Linked DNA regions of Homo sapiens: region 1 is linked to region 2. Evidence: chromatin contacts called from ENCODE Hi-C or POLR2A ChIA-PET data. All regions are on one chromosome and are shown on one strand. Each heading gives the region's core, a stretch centred on a gene start or an enhancer-like site at or near the end of the contact. The rest is flanking DNA. Distances are from core to core; before and after follow the strand shown. Region 1 holds the start of TLCD4 (TLC domain containing 4). Region 2 overlaps ALG14 (ALG14 UDP-N-acetylglucosaminyltransferase subunit).

Region 1 (7,113 bases), core at 868-3,367, 75 kb before region 2:
ACAGGGAGGACTCTCCAACACCTACAAAGCCACTACTTCTTTCTCCCCAGTCTTTTGCAGGGAAGGCTCTTAATCAGTCTAACACTCAGATTTCTGATAGCTCCCTGCTCATAAGACTTCCCTTGGCAATCAGATGAATTTACCCAGTGGAGATTTCAGAAAATCAAGGAAAAGACAGGCCAACTCTTGCATCTGTACTCCAGGACCTATTCAGAAGACTCCAGTGAAGACCTAGCTTCCCTGGGGTTTGCATTAGTCTCAGCACCTTGAGCATGCCATTCCTAGTTCACCTCCAAGTATAAAGCATTAGTAGCAAAGACCCATTATTCTTTCCACCAGGGTAAAGAAGGCTTAGAGTGAAATGAATATAAATGGAAATCTAATACTGTAAATAAATAATGACTGATTGGGCAGCTGGGTCAGAGGCATCCAGCCTAAACAGATAAAATTCATCTCAAGGATGAGGACAGTAAAGATTCAAACTCCAGAGGGAGGTAATGGGACAAAAGGAGTTGCAGGCGTAGAAAAAAAAAGAAGCACCCTCAAAATATTCTCTGGGTTATCAGATGGCACAGGAGGGGCGTGGCAAATAAACTAAAATCCATGGTTCTTCACCCATTCTTTCATATTTTCTAACACGGCGGGAATACACTTTTCTAATTTCGTTTCGCCCAATTTAAGGAAAAGATAAGCAAGGATAAAAATTCCTCATATATAGCACAATTAAAAGGGAGCTGGGATTCTCTAACTTATTACCTTAATCGGCTACACAAAGATGAAGCTACATTTCAATCGACACCATGCGCTGGCACGGGAGTAACTCACTTAAAACACCACAATCCAAGGTCAATTTTTCTCAACTCCATTTATGACTGCGTAAAGATTTTATTAAATCTTTTTTCCTATTTCACACATCAATTCCTAGGGTCCACACAAACTCTTCCATCTTCTCCAAACTGGTATTTGGATTAAACATTATCCAAGATCAGTCTTTAAAGTAAATTTCATAATTTCATATAAAAGTGTGCACCACATTAACACTCAAATGTGTGTACAATTAAAAATATACAGACCAGCAACAGCGACTCTTAAATGAATTTAGACTCAAAGTGTTTTCACAGAGGTTTTTCTGCCGTCTTGGAGGGGTAGGAAACTGCTGGCATTACGAATCCCATTTCATGGCTGGGTAAACCGAGGCACTTAGGGGTTACAGAGGTAAAGATGGAAATAGAAACCAATTTCTCCCTCCGACTCTACGCCTGGTCCCTTCCCACTAGACTTTTCAGCACTCAGTGGCTAAAAATGGGACCCACTTGAGAACTGCAAGGGTAAATAAGAGCTACTTGTTTCAGAAGGTGGCGGCGGGGGAGGGGGACTTACCCACTTGATGCGCCCGATTGTGTGTGGGCTCTAACAAGAAAGCTCTCCCTGGATGCCCAAAGGTTTGCACCCACCCGCTTTAAGCTCAGACCCGAGAGGCACCGCCAGGCAGACAGGGCAGCCGGAATCGTGCAGCCCGAGAAACGCGAGAGGAATGCGGGGCGCCCGGGCGGCGCGGGGGCCGCGGGCCCCGGGACACCATTTGCTCCCGGAGCGACGCCGTGGCCCGCCGGGCGGGGACGATGCTGAGCCTTCCGCACACACCTGCCGGAGCCCGCCCGGGAGCCCCGGGCCGCCTCCCGCGCGCCGGACGCCCACCCAGCCTCCAGGCGCAGGAGCTCTCGGCCGCGCTAGGCCAGGGGCGGGAAGCCGCGGCACCCCTCTCCGCGGGCTGCGCTTGGCGGCTGGCGCGGGGGAGCCGCGGGGCGAGGCAAGCCCGCCTTCCTCCCCAACCCCCCCTCCAAACGGCGTCACCTGTGCCGGGTCCCGGGGCGAGTCGCGCGCGGGCGGCGGCTGCGCCGAGCCGGGAGAGGGCGGCGGGTGTCTACAGGAGTCTGCTCATCCGGGCCGGCCCGAGGGCTGGCGCTGGCCAGTGCCGCCCGGTGAGATGCTCACGGGAGCCAGGGAAGCCGCGGGTTCCGGGCCGCTTGGAGGTGCAGTCGCGGAGGCTCCAGCTACCGCGGCGGCCGTCGCGCCCGCCCGGACTGCGGGCTCGGGTTACCGCAGAGCTGCTCCTTAAAGGGGCCGCGGCCGCTCGGGCTCCGGCTCCCGCTCCGGGCGGCTCCGACCCTGGCCAAAGTGGGCGGGGCCCCGAGGCGGGCCGCCGAGCAGACCTTCTTGCCCTGGAACTTGGGTCCCGGAAAGAGCCCAAAAACCCTAACACCCGAAGTCGCAGCGGAGAGATCCTGGAAGCTCACACCTTGCCAAGGGCAGAGGGTGCAATTCCCGGGTTTTCCAAAGCAAGTCACAAAACTTGCCAGCGGGGGAACTGTGTGAGCCCGCCCCCGCAGCGGTCAGTACCTGGGCTAGCCACGTAACAAAAAATCTTCTTAAATTATGAATTTACATTCTGCCTTAAATGCTCAAATACTGGGGACTTCATGGTTAGATCATCAGAAAAGAGATGAAAAGGCAACTGCTGGTTTTTCTTGCCACGTCTGACACGGCCACACTCGAGTCCCGCCAGTTCTTCTTTGGGGCTGCAGGTGCATACCAAACTGGTAGGGGGCGCGTGTAGAAGAAGCGTGTTCTCTCCAGCACCACCTCCAGAATTCCTGAAAAACACCCTCATGGGTGCACCAGCACTACACCTACACCCGGAACCCCTCTGTTGTCGGGGTGTGGAAGTTGGATTTGAATATTTGGTGCTGGCTGAGAATTCCAAGTTGCCTAGTAGATAAAGTTTGACATTAAATAGATGTTCTGACCTGTTATATACAGCCCCAAAAGCCTCCAAGTGATCTGCATCAACCAGAGATAATTGTCTGAAACAAAACAAAATAACAAAGAGGTATACTCATGCATTATAATTCGCAGAGAGCAATCACAAGGCCTTTTCTTGAAAAGAGGTAAGTTCTAAATAAATAATTTGTAAACACTATCATTGATAACAGGATATTTATTTCTAAGAAATGTCAATAGAGCTAACATATTTGATCTACTATATACATGCGCAGAAAGACACACATATCTGCCGCAGATTTAGACCAGAAAATATATACACAAAAGCTCATATAAGCTGTCCATGTTTATTTTCAAGAGAGGGCAATAGAATTTAAATCAGAACCTGGAATTCTGTCAGTTTATTAGAGTTGTGTGCCTTTAGCTAACTGAACCTCACTGAGGCTCAATTTCTTCATCTTTAAAATGGTAATAATAATTCATAGTGACTCTGAAGACCTGGACTGATGTGGAAAAGACAAAATCTATACCACAGAACAGGGAGGGACAGAAACCTGCCCTGCAGTCAAGCAGAGAGAAAGATCTTTCAGGCCCCCAAATGCGTGTTCCCCTTTTTCTCCCCAAGACTCTCAGGATGTACCAGGGCTCCAGTGCTCTTTGAACCACACGGTGTCCCATCATAGTCCCTTCACAATATGTGCAGTACCTGACAACTTTGGTTTGCGCAATAGCTACCTTGTGCACTCACATAGCTATTTCATAACTCTCTGTGGGCAGGATGGTTATATGTGAACATCTGTGAAGTCAGCCCAGAAAATACCAATTTCACAGTGTCCTCTCAAGAGTCTGTATCAACACTACCTCCTACAGAAACTCTCCCATGCTAGTCTCTGGTGGCTGATAGTAGCTCTGTTCTTTCCTGATAAATGCACCATCATTATCTTTGATATGCATAATTCTCTAACACCAACAGCAGTAACCAAAGCCAGGTAAACCCACAGAAATCCACTATACTCTATGTCCCACTATATTCCTTCATATTAGGCCTCTACAAATGCCTCATGAAAACTGCAAGATTGTTTTTGAGATTGTACAGAACATATAAGTTAATATATCAAGGACAAGGCCTGAGCTATGAGAGGAATTCAGTAAATAGTAGTTGAATGTTGCAAGTTTTAAGCTAATTAAAACTCAGTGACCTTAGGAGGTAGAAGAATACATCAACTGTATTTTTTCCTGAAAAATTCAGGGTAGCTTAATCTCTTTAAAAATATCCAGTTCATGGCTGGGTGCAGTGGCTCACGCCTGTAATCCCAGCACTTTGGGAGGCTGAGGCGGGCAGATCACCTGAGGTTGAGAGTTCGAGACCAGCCTGACCAACATGGAGAAACCCTGTCTCTACTAAAAATATAAAAAATTAGCCAGGCATGGTGGTGCTTGCCTATAATCTCAGCTACTCGAGAGGCTGAGGTAGGAAAATCGCTTGAACCTGGGAGGCAGAGGTTGTGTGAGCCGAGCTCACACCATAGCACTCCAGCCTGGGCAATAAGAGCGAAACTCTGTCTCAAAAACAAACATATATATTATATATATATATATATAATGTGTATATATATATATCCAGTTCATTAAATCTGTATTATTAATTGTTTCACCAATATTCCCTTTCCAAGGATACTTTCTCAGAATTCTGTATTTACCATATGAAGTTTTTCTGCATTTTAAATGGGATGTATAAAGACCGAATTGCACTTTTTATATTGTTATTCACTGAAACAGTTCAAGCAAACAGATCAGAGAAATGAAAGTATTTATCCACACTTGAAATGGGCAACAAATACAAAAACTCTTTTTTTTTTTTCTTTGAGACAGAGTCTTGCTCTGTTGCCCAGGCTGGAGTGCAGTGGTGCCATCTCGGATCACTGCAACCTCCGCCTTCCAGTTTCAGATCTCGTGCTTCAGCCTCCCGAATACCTGGGATCACAGGCATGCACCACCATGCTTGGCTAATTTTTGTATTTCTAATAGAGACGGGGTTTCACCATGTTGGCTAGGCCGGTCCCGAACTGCTGACCTCAAGTGATCCACCCACCTCGACTTCCCAAAGTGCTGGGATTACAGGCTACCATGTCCAGCCAAAAACTGTTTTAAATGAAGTAAGTTTTCCTGATGAATTTATTTTCCAAAATTCTTAATCTTCTGAATAGAACCAATTGTTTGAAAAACTAAGACCAAAAGCTGTTTTTTTTCTAAAAATTATAATTAAAGCAAAAATATTTTGAGAAGTTGCCTTAATTCTCCACTCTGCTCTGTTAGTGAAGATACAAACTAAATGACGCCAAACATTTTGATCAGAAAGGCTGAATTACTAAAAAATGAATAACCCCAAGCACTACTTTTTCCTGTGTTGGTAGTTTTAGTGTATTAAGAGTGTTTGTAGTTTTATAAGTGTTTAAAAATACTTTCACCAGGCACACTGGCTTATGTCTGTAATCCCAAGTGCTTTGGGAGACTGAGGCAGGAGGATTGCTTGAGACCAGGAGTTGGAGGCTGCAGTGAGCTGATATTGCACCACTGCACTCCAGCCTGGGTAACAGAGTGAGACCCTGTCTCTAAACAAACAAACAAACAAACCAAAAGGTTTTTTTAAAAGTACTTTCATTTGTTTTCAGATGAAACTATTTCAAGATATTACCAGTGGTTATTTCTGGGTGGGTGAGACTTTTTTTTTTAAGAGATAGGGTCTGCTATGCTGCCCATGCTGGGGTACAGGAGTACAGTGGCCAGTCACAGATACCATATCACATGACAGCCTCTAACTCCCAGGCATCTATGGAGGCAGCCCATAAAATACAGAAACAATCCTCCCCATTTAGCCTCTTAAATAGCTGAGACTACAGGCACACTCAGTTTTCTGGATGGATGAGATTCTGGCCATCTTTTTATGTTCTTTTTGCGCATTTTATTATATGTGATATATTTTCTACAATGTATGTGTATTGTTTTGTTTGCATTTTTATTTTTAGTGAAAGTAACACACATAAGTGAAAAATCAAATAATTCTTAAAGGCTTATAACAAAAAACATCAATGAGTGCCATCAGCCCCCGGCCCTGCTTCTCCCCACCTGTCTTCACCCTACATTCCACACAACCCTACCATGTTCTTCATCTCCTAAATGATAACCTTGTAACAGAATTTCTTGATTTTCAGTTTTACATATTCTTTATTGACATCTTATGGTATTTGAGGATTTAGCTCTTTTACCCACCACCACAACAACTTTGCCCTCATGCTTCCTTGCAACATAACCATATTACAATGTTCACTCAAATCAACAATTAGGGGCCAGGTGTGGTGGTTCATGCCTGTAATCCCAGCACTTTGGGAGGCCTAGACAGGCAGATCACCCGAGGTTAGGAGGTTGAGACCACCAGCCTGGCCAACATGGCGAAACCCCGTATCTACTAAAAATACGAAAAGTAGCTGGGCTTAGTGGCGCACGCCTGTAATCCCAGCTACTCAGGAGGCTGAGACAGGAGAATCGCTTGAACCCAGGAGGCAGAGGTTGCAGTGAGCCGAGATCGCGCCACTGCACTCCAGCCTGGGCGACAGAGCAAGACTCTGTCTCAAAAAAAAAAAAAAAAAGAAAGAAAAGAAAAAGAAATGTAGCTAAGGTTGGATGCAGTGGCTCACAACTGTAATTCCAACACTTTGGGAGGCCAAGGCAGGAGGATTGCTTGAGGTCAGGAGTTTAAGACCAGCCTGGGCAACTTAGTAAGACTATGTCTCTACAAGAATAAATAAATAAATAAAATAAAAATGTATCTAACCTAAATTTTAGATACAAATGCTTCAACATATCTATCAAATGCCCATCAATAATATCTTCCAATGCCCAAACACACAACTTTCAGTTTACTCTTTTATTTTGCCAGATCACAGACTCCAGTAGCTTACTCAGAAGAGGTACTAGAGGGTAAATTTTTAGAGTACTTGCCTGTCTGAAAATGTCTTCATTCTACTCTTATTCCTGACTGATAATTTAGATGGATTGAAAATTATTTTCCCTCAGCATTTTGAAAGCATTTTTCCAGTGTTGCCATTGAAATGTCTAATGCCTTTCTAGTTCCCACTCCTCTGTATCTGACCTATTTTTCTTTCTAGAATCTTCCATTTTCCCTAGTAGTCTGAAATGTCATATTGATGCACCTTACAAATAGGTCTTTTTTCAGTGGTTGTGCTGGATACCAAGCAGTCTTTTTTATCTCATTTGCAAATTTTTTCTTTTATTTATTTGCTGTTTTCCTCCCTTCCATTTTCTCTATTCTTT
Region 2 (7,182 bases), core at 4,198-6,697:
TCTTAAAGAGTCAGGATCTTGCTGTGTTGCCCAGGCAGGAATATAGTGGTATGATCATAGCTCACTGCAACCTCGAACTCCTGGGCTCAAGTGATTCTCCTGCCTCAGCTTCCCAAGTAGCTAGAACTATAGGAATGCACCACCACACCTGGCTTTTTTATTTTTTGTAGAGATGGGGTCTTGCTATGTTGCCCAGGCTGGTCTTGAACTCCTGGTCTCAAGCAATTCTCCTACCTGAGCTTCCCGAAGCTCTGGGATTACAGGCGTGACTCACCATGCCTGGCCTGTTGGTTTCTTAATTTTAAAACTTTGGACAATACAGAAATATGCAAAAAAACAGGCCAGGCACTGTGGCTCACACCTGTAATCCCAGCACTTTGGGAGGCCAAGGCGGGCAGATCAGCTGAGGTCAGGAGTTCAAAACCAGCCTGGCCAACATGGTGAAACCCCGTGTCTACCAAAAATACAAAAATTAGCTGGGCGTGGTGGTGGGCGCCTGTAATCCCAGTTACTTGGGAGGCTGAGGCCAGGAGAATCACTTGAACCAGGAGGCAGAGGTTGCAGTGAGCCGAGATCACGCCACTGCACTCCAACCTGGGTGACAAGAGCGAAACTCCATCTAAAAAAAAATAAATAAATATACAAAGTAAACAGTGAAAGTTTCCTGTCACTATCCCAGTTCCACTCTCTAGAAGTAACCACTGTACCAGTTTGAGTTATATCCTGCCAGTGCTTTTTTTCCCCTTCTGTTACATGTATACATATAACAAAGTATGAATTATATATACACACATACATATAACCCTAGAGACAGTGTTGGGTGTTTTTTGGAAGGAGCAGGTTATGGCTAGTTTATAAATCACATCCTATATATTGTCTGCAACTTTTAAAAAAAATTTAATTCTGTACCTTGATAACTTTCCATGTTGGTTCATACAGGCATGTCGTTATGTTATGTTATGTTATGTTATGTTATGTTATGTTATGTTATGTTATGTTATGTTATGTTTTTTTGTGAGACAGGGTTTCACTCTGTCGCCCAGGCTGGAGTGCAGTGCAGCAATCTCAGGTTGCCCAGGCTGGTCTCGAACTTCTGGGCTCAAGCTATCCACCCACCTCAGCCTCCCAAAGTGTTGAGATTACAGGCGTAAGCCACTGCGCCTAGACTGCTTTTTACTTTAAAATGATTGTAAACTATAGTATTGTTATACCATTTCCTATCATTTTCAGTTTTTCACTAAATGCTGTAGTATTATTTTATTCTGTAAGTTATTTTAAAAAGTACATTTTATACACATTCTGCAAGCACTTTTATAACTTTCCAATTTTACTGCAATAAATATGGGAAATAAAGAAGCCCAAATTAAATAACTTGCTGACATTAAAGGGCTTGTCAACCCTTGCCCACTCTAGCATTCTGCTAGATCAGCAGTCCTCAACCTTTTTGGCACCAGGGACCAGGTTCATGGAAGACGGTTTTTCCACAGATGGTGGAGGATGGTTTCAGGATGAAACTGTTTCACCTCAGATCATCAGGCGTTAGTTAGATTCTCTTAAGGAGTGCACAGCCTAGATCCCTTGCATGCACAGTTCACAATAGGGTTCGCACTTCTAAGAGAATCTGATGCTGCTGCTGATCTGATAGGAGGCAGAGCTCAGGTGGTAATGCTGGCTCACCTGCCACTCACCTGCTGCCGTGCAGCCCGGTTCCTAACAGGCCACAGACTGCTACTGATTCACAGCCTGATGGTTGGAGACTCCTGTGCTAGATTGTTGATTGAATTCCTATTCTGAAGTACACCTAGAAGTTAGGAGTATAAATATATGGTGTAGAAACCAGTGTAATAGATATTCCAAACTATTTTTGTTGTGGCCACTATGCCCTCTATTCATATTTTTCAATAATTTACTCAAGCCAGCAATACTGAGTATACTGAGTATATACTAATAGAATTAGTATAATAATATAATACTAATTAGTATAATAATATAATACTAATTCTATTAGTATACTATTCTATTAGTATACTAATTATTAGTATACTATTCTATTAGTATACTAATTATTAGTATACCATTCTATTAGTATATTAATTCTATTACTATGCCATTCTATTAGTATACTAATTCTATTAGTATGCCATTCTATTAGTATATTAATTCTATTAGTATGCCATTCTATTAGTATACTAATTCTATTAGTATGCCATTCTATTAGTATATAGTATGCTAATTCTATTAGTATATAGTATGCTAATTCTATTAGTATATAGTATGCTAATTCTATTAGTATATAGTATGCTAATTCTATTAGTATACCATTCTGTTAGTATACTATTATACTAATTCTATTAATATACTAATACAGTATGCTAATACTATACAATTAGTATACTAATACAATGTATACATTGCAGTACATTTGCAATGTATATGCAAACTCTACACATACTACTGATTTGGACTCTAGTCTTCTTTAAATCACATTGATATCCCTGGCTGTCCACATTTAGCTTCCTAAAACACTGCTTTGCACAAATAACCTATTATTCCAACATTGTCAATGGTTTCCTTAAAATGAAAAAGTATACTTGGAGCCAAAAGCCAATGTCCATTACATTCTTTCTCTCTAAAATCAGAACCAAAAGAAGAGTATCTGCCATTAGTCATACTGTGTTTTGTTTTGGCCCTCCACCTAAGTCGAAATAAGAGGTATAAACATTGAAAAAGAAGAAATAAAGTAATATATGCTATAAATAATTATATCTAGAAACAAAATCAACAAAAGACTATCAAGTAATACAAGTTCAGAAAAGTATCAGATTCAAGCCAAATATGCAAAACTCAATCACTTCCTTATATGCTAGCTTTAACTGTTAGAAAAATAATGAAGAAAGAGACCTAAAATATTAAACACTGGGAAAGGAGCTTGAATAAAAGGAAATGATCAATATGGGCCCAATAGTGAAATCTTATTGAGACATTAAATATGGTAAAAATAAATACAGAAGCATGTTCCTGATGTTTAAAAACTTAACAAAGATTTTCAGTTTTCCCAAATTTATAATGCAGTAGGTGTCAGAATCCTAATGCTTTTTTTAAAAAAAAAATACTTTGTTTATTCAGCAATAAATATTTGCTTTCCATTTGCCAGGCAATATTATAGATAGTTGGGATACACAAGTGAACAAAAAACACAAAAAAATGTCTGCCATCATGGAGCTCACTCCACTTGACCTGGATGAGAAGACAGTAATACCAGACATAGTGAAGAAGAAAATAGTAAAGTCTGTTAGAAGGTGATCAGTGCTGTGGGGGCAGATTGCACAGGGATGGGGAACTGGGAATTTTGATGGGGTGGAAAAGTTGTGATTGCTCTTAGGACCTTGAAGGCGATGGGGACTCCTGAGAGAAGAGTGTTTCAAGCAGAGGGAAAAGTCTCTGGAAAAGCCATAGAGAGGAATATTCCTGGATGTTGGTGCAATAGCAGGTAATCCTGGTCCCTGGAGGAGAGTGAGTGGAAGGAGAGACACTGAAGAGGAGATGGGAGGAGTGGGCAAAGACCAGATAATTTAGGACCTTGTAAGCCCTTTTAAAAACTTCCTCTCTTAATCTGAGGAAAATAGAGACCTGTTGGAAAGTTTTGCTTGGAGGAGTGACACAATCATACTGTTTTACACAGGTCACTCGTGTGGCTGTGTTACAAATACACCAAAAGCAAAACCAAGGAAATCAGTTAGGAGGTTGTTGCAGAAATCCCAGCAAGAGATAATGTGGCTTGCATCAGGAGGGCCAGGAGTAAGGGAAAATAGTTGGATTCTGGATGTTTTTGAAAGTGGAGTTAACAGAATTTCATGGCAGAAAACAGAGGAATCAAACATGACTACAAAGCTGTTCTGAGCAATTGTAAGAATGGGATTGCCATCACCAACCCTGGGATGTCTGAAAGGGGAGCATCCCGATCTCCAAGGGTCTTTAAAGTGTTGCCTAGAGGAACCTGGAAACTCCCTGGGATTTAGAGGGACTTCCCAGAACCACTTTGCACAGATTCAAAACCGTTTCCTAAACTCTACACACTTGTGCACTCTCTCTCCCTCCTTCCCTGTCTCCCTTCCTCCCTCATTCCCTTCTCCCTCTCCCCTCCTTCTCTCTCTTCTTCCTCTCCTCTCTCTTCAACCCTCTCTTTCTCTCTCCTCTCTCCCCCTCCTCGCTCCTTCTCCTTTCCTTCTACTTCTTTTCCTTCTCCTCTCTACCTTCCTCTTTCCTCTCCTTCCCCTAAAAGGTCCTTGAAGCTTCAGAAATGGACCAGGCGGGCCCCTCCAAGTGTTGAAGGACTTATATTTTCTTTCCTCTGCAATGTCACTCCCTCATCCTGCCACCAGGTGGCAGTGCACTGCTGATCATTTAGCCGCTGACCTGCACTAGTTCTCAGTAGAGGCGGTAGAGAGCTGAACATAGAGCCTGCAGTCGGCCTTTTAATGCCTCATTCTTTAATGTGAAGTAGGGCTTCTCATCCTCGTCACTATTGACATTTTGGGACAGACAAATCTTCATTGTAGGGGAATGTCCTGTGTGTTACAGGATGTTAGCAGCATCCCTGGCCTTTATCCACCAGATGCCAAGAGTGCTCCCCCAACCCCCACCACCAGTTATGGCAACCCAAAATGTCTCCAGACCTTATAACGTGTGTATGGGGGGCCTCCCCTCCCATCGCCCTTGAGAATCAGTAGTTGAATCAACATCTACAGAATATCAGACATTTGAGGAAAGCCTCTAAAGAGAAAACTAACGAAAGGAACTAGAGAAAAGGGCATTTCAGTGGCAGTGGGGAGTTTAAACGAAAACAATTATGTTCGAAGAAATGAGAGGGCATTATTTCATTAAAACAAGAATGAGACCTATTTTTTAAAAAACTAAGAACAAAAAAAACCCCTTGGCTATTAAAATTTTGATTTCAGCAATAAAAATTCAATGAAAGATTGGAAGATCACATTGAAGAACTCAAGAAAAAGATTAAAAGCATAAGGAAAACGTAAAAAACAGTAGAGAAAGGCAAGAAAATTAGACAACCAAACTGGATGTTGCAAGTCCATTATTCAGAAGGAACAAGGAAATGGGAAAAGTTCAAAATGAAACAAAATTATGACCCAGGGAAATTTCCAAAACAGAAGGACCCGACTTTTAAAATAAAAGGACTATCCTGAGTCCAGTGAAAGTGTAGTCACAAGACACGTCATGTACAGTTTCAGAACTAACGATGAAGAGAAGATACTAAAAACTTCCAGAAAGAACAAGAAAAGGAATCACATTTGAGGTTTCAGAAGTACAGTGGAGCAGTGTCTCAAATGGATTCCTCATGTACCCTCCCACAGAGGGTGTGCCCCACCAAAACAAGGGGCACCCAAAAGGGAGACTCAGTTCCAGGGATCTGGGCCTCAGTCCAGGAGAGAAGGGAAGGGAATTCTCAGGACAGCAGTGAAGGGAGTTCCAGTGTGAAGACTTCATAGGTGGTCCTAGAGAACAAACAGTTGGGAACAGAGCAAAGTGACAGAGAACTCCAGAAGACATGGTGCCAAGAAAGTAACAGGAATGATAAATAACGCGAAGAGTCTGACGAAACTGAGAAGACCAGAAGAACTTTCAAACTGTGTGTATGTGTGTGTGTGTGTGTGTGTGTATGTTTAAATCAAAGATAAGCAAAGGACAATGAGTGCTTTGAATGCAGAGGAGGGAGAGATCTCTGTGAGATAGAGTGTTGGGGTGGGGGCTTCTTCAAAAGAGTAGGGAGATATTGGTTGATTTTTGGTTTTGTCTTTGAATATTTTTCTGTATTTTCTAAAGTTACAATTAGAAAACAGCTATTTTTTAGAAACAAAACTAAGAAGAGATACAAGCCCCAGTGGGAGTAAAAACCTACTAATATGAAATATTTATTTTTTTATAAATATCTAAATAAATATTTTCTACAGAAATAATCCAAACACATACCACAAGCACCAATATTTTGAGGCTCATATCCTTTTATTTTGGAAGTACAAAAGTTTTGCTGCTAGTGTAATAAATAGGGATTCTTTTGGTTTGCATTCTTTTTTTGGTTTTGCATTTTCTGTTTATATAAGAATCAGTGGCAGTTTGGTGGTTGCAGGATTTATCAACCAGCTCTTCTAAAATTAACATGACATTCTTCCACTGAACACCACCTACTGTTTTCCACAAGGTGGGGTGCTAACTTCGCACAGTGGACTGAGACTGTGTACAGCTTGCTGAGATGTCTACATTGAGTGTATTTGTTGTTACTTTCCACAGTTCCTAAGCAGTTCTTTTTTCCCTTTCTTTTTTTTTCTTTCTTTCTTTTTTTTTTTTTTTAAAGAGACGGGGTCTCACTGTCTGCCCAGGCTGGGGTGCAGTGGTGCAATCATAGCTCACTGCATCTTTGAATTCCTGGGCTCAAGCAGTCCTGCCTCAGCCTCCCAAGTAACTGGAACTACAGGTAAGGCCCATCACACCCAGCTAATTTTTTAATTTTTGTTTTTGTAAAGATGGGGTCTTGCTGTGTTGCCTACGCTAGTCTCCTTCTGCCTTGGCCTCCCAATCAGTTCTGAAAGAAATGTTTGTAACTGTATAGTTTAAACTGTGGGGTTTTATTTAAGTTTGTCAACTGTAATGTATATTACAACTGGTGGCTTAACATAGTTATGGTTTTGAGTGTGTATAATGTATATGTGCACTTTTCCTCATTCATATGGACCTTAACTTACTGAATTATAGGTAAAGGTAAAAAAAAATCTCTAATTTGAAAGGAGGCCGGTCTAAATGAGCAAAATATTTGAATAAGAAAATATTTGTAATTTACTGCAAATAGAGATTCTGATGTGGCCATTTCAGTGAATAGATTCTTATTTTTGAAATAGTATATCAGGTAGATATATACATGCTTTTAAAGTATTTTAAACAGCTTAATCTCTTAAATTCCTCCCCAAATCTCAATTATTCCTTCCTCTATCTCTAGACCTAAAGCCAGTCAGGTTAAACTTTCTTTAAATCATGTTCTGAACAGATGAAATTAAAATAGCTGTGAATAACATAGTGCCGTTATTTCAACCTTGTGGTAATTTAACCAATTTCCCAGTGCCAGTTAAATTTGTATTGTATGGGATTCTTACAACATGAAGAGCAGTAACA

Evidence for each region. Hi-C counts contacts between places; a loop is a spot of excess contacts on that map. ChIA-PET counts read pairs that join two places held with the same protein, here RNA polymerase II (POLR2A). Pooled maps may share reads with other maps.
Region 1: a map of PC-3 shows a loop between it and region 2 (6-fold over the local background). The contact joins the promoter of TLCD4 here to the enhancer-like site in region 2. A Hi-C loop is called at or near these places in 1 of 168 maps with a recorded cell type or tissue (PC-3) and 8 of 50 pooled maps. POLR2A ChIA-PET finds 5 or more read pairs at or near these places in 5 of 52 experiments (Caco-2, OCI-LY7, PC-9 and 2 more).

What each region holds. Positions count from the first base shown.
Region 1 is chr1:95,112,359-95,119,471 of GRCh38, reverse strand. TLCD4 (TLC domain containing 4) reads right to left here and starts at 2,117. Exons shown (of 7, transcript NM_152487.3): 1 at 1,855-2,117. It overlaps TLCD4-RWDD3 (TLCD4-RWDD3 readthrough), which reads right to left and starts at 1,549. Exons shown (of 8, transcript NM_001199691.1): 1 at 1,381-1,549. RefSeq lists silencers at 1,627-1,676, 1,757-2,036, 1,964-2,110 and cis regulatory regions at 3,365-3,892, 5,504-5,733.
Region 2 is chr1:95,040,801-95,047,982 of GRCh38, reverse strand. The region is part of intron 2 of ALG14 (ALG14 UDP-N-acetylglucosaminyltransferase subunit); the gene reads left to right. Among named protein-coding and RNA genes, the nearest start is that of ALG14-AS1, 17 kb to the left of the region's middle. RefSeq lists enhancers at 3,598-4,206, 4,207-4,815. Within about 2 kb of position 5,447, at least 13 of the 41 ENCODE cell types and tissues checked have a DNase peak (open chromatin) inside an H3K27ac peak, as active enhancers do.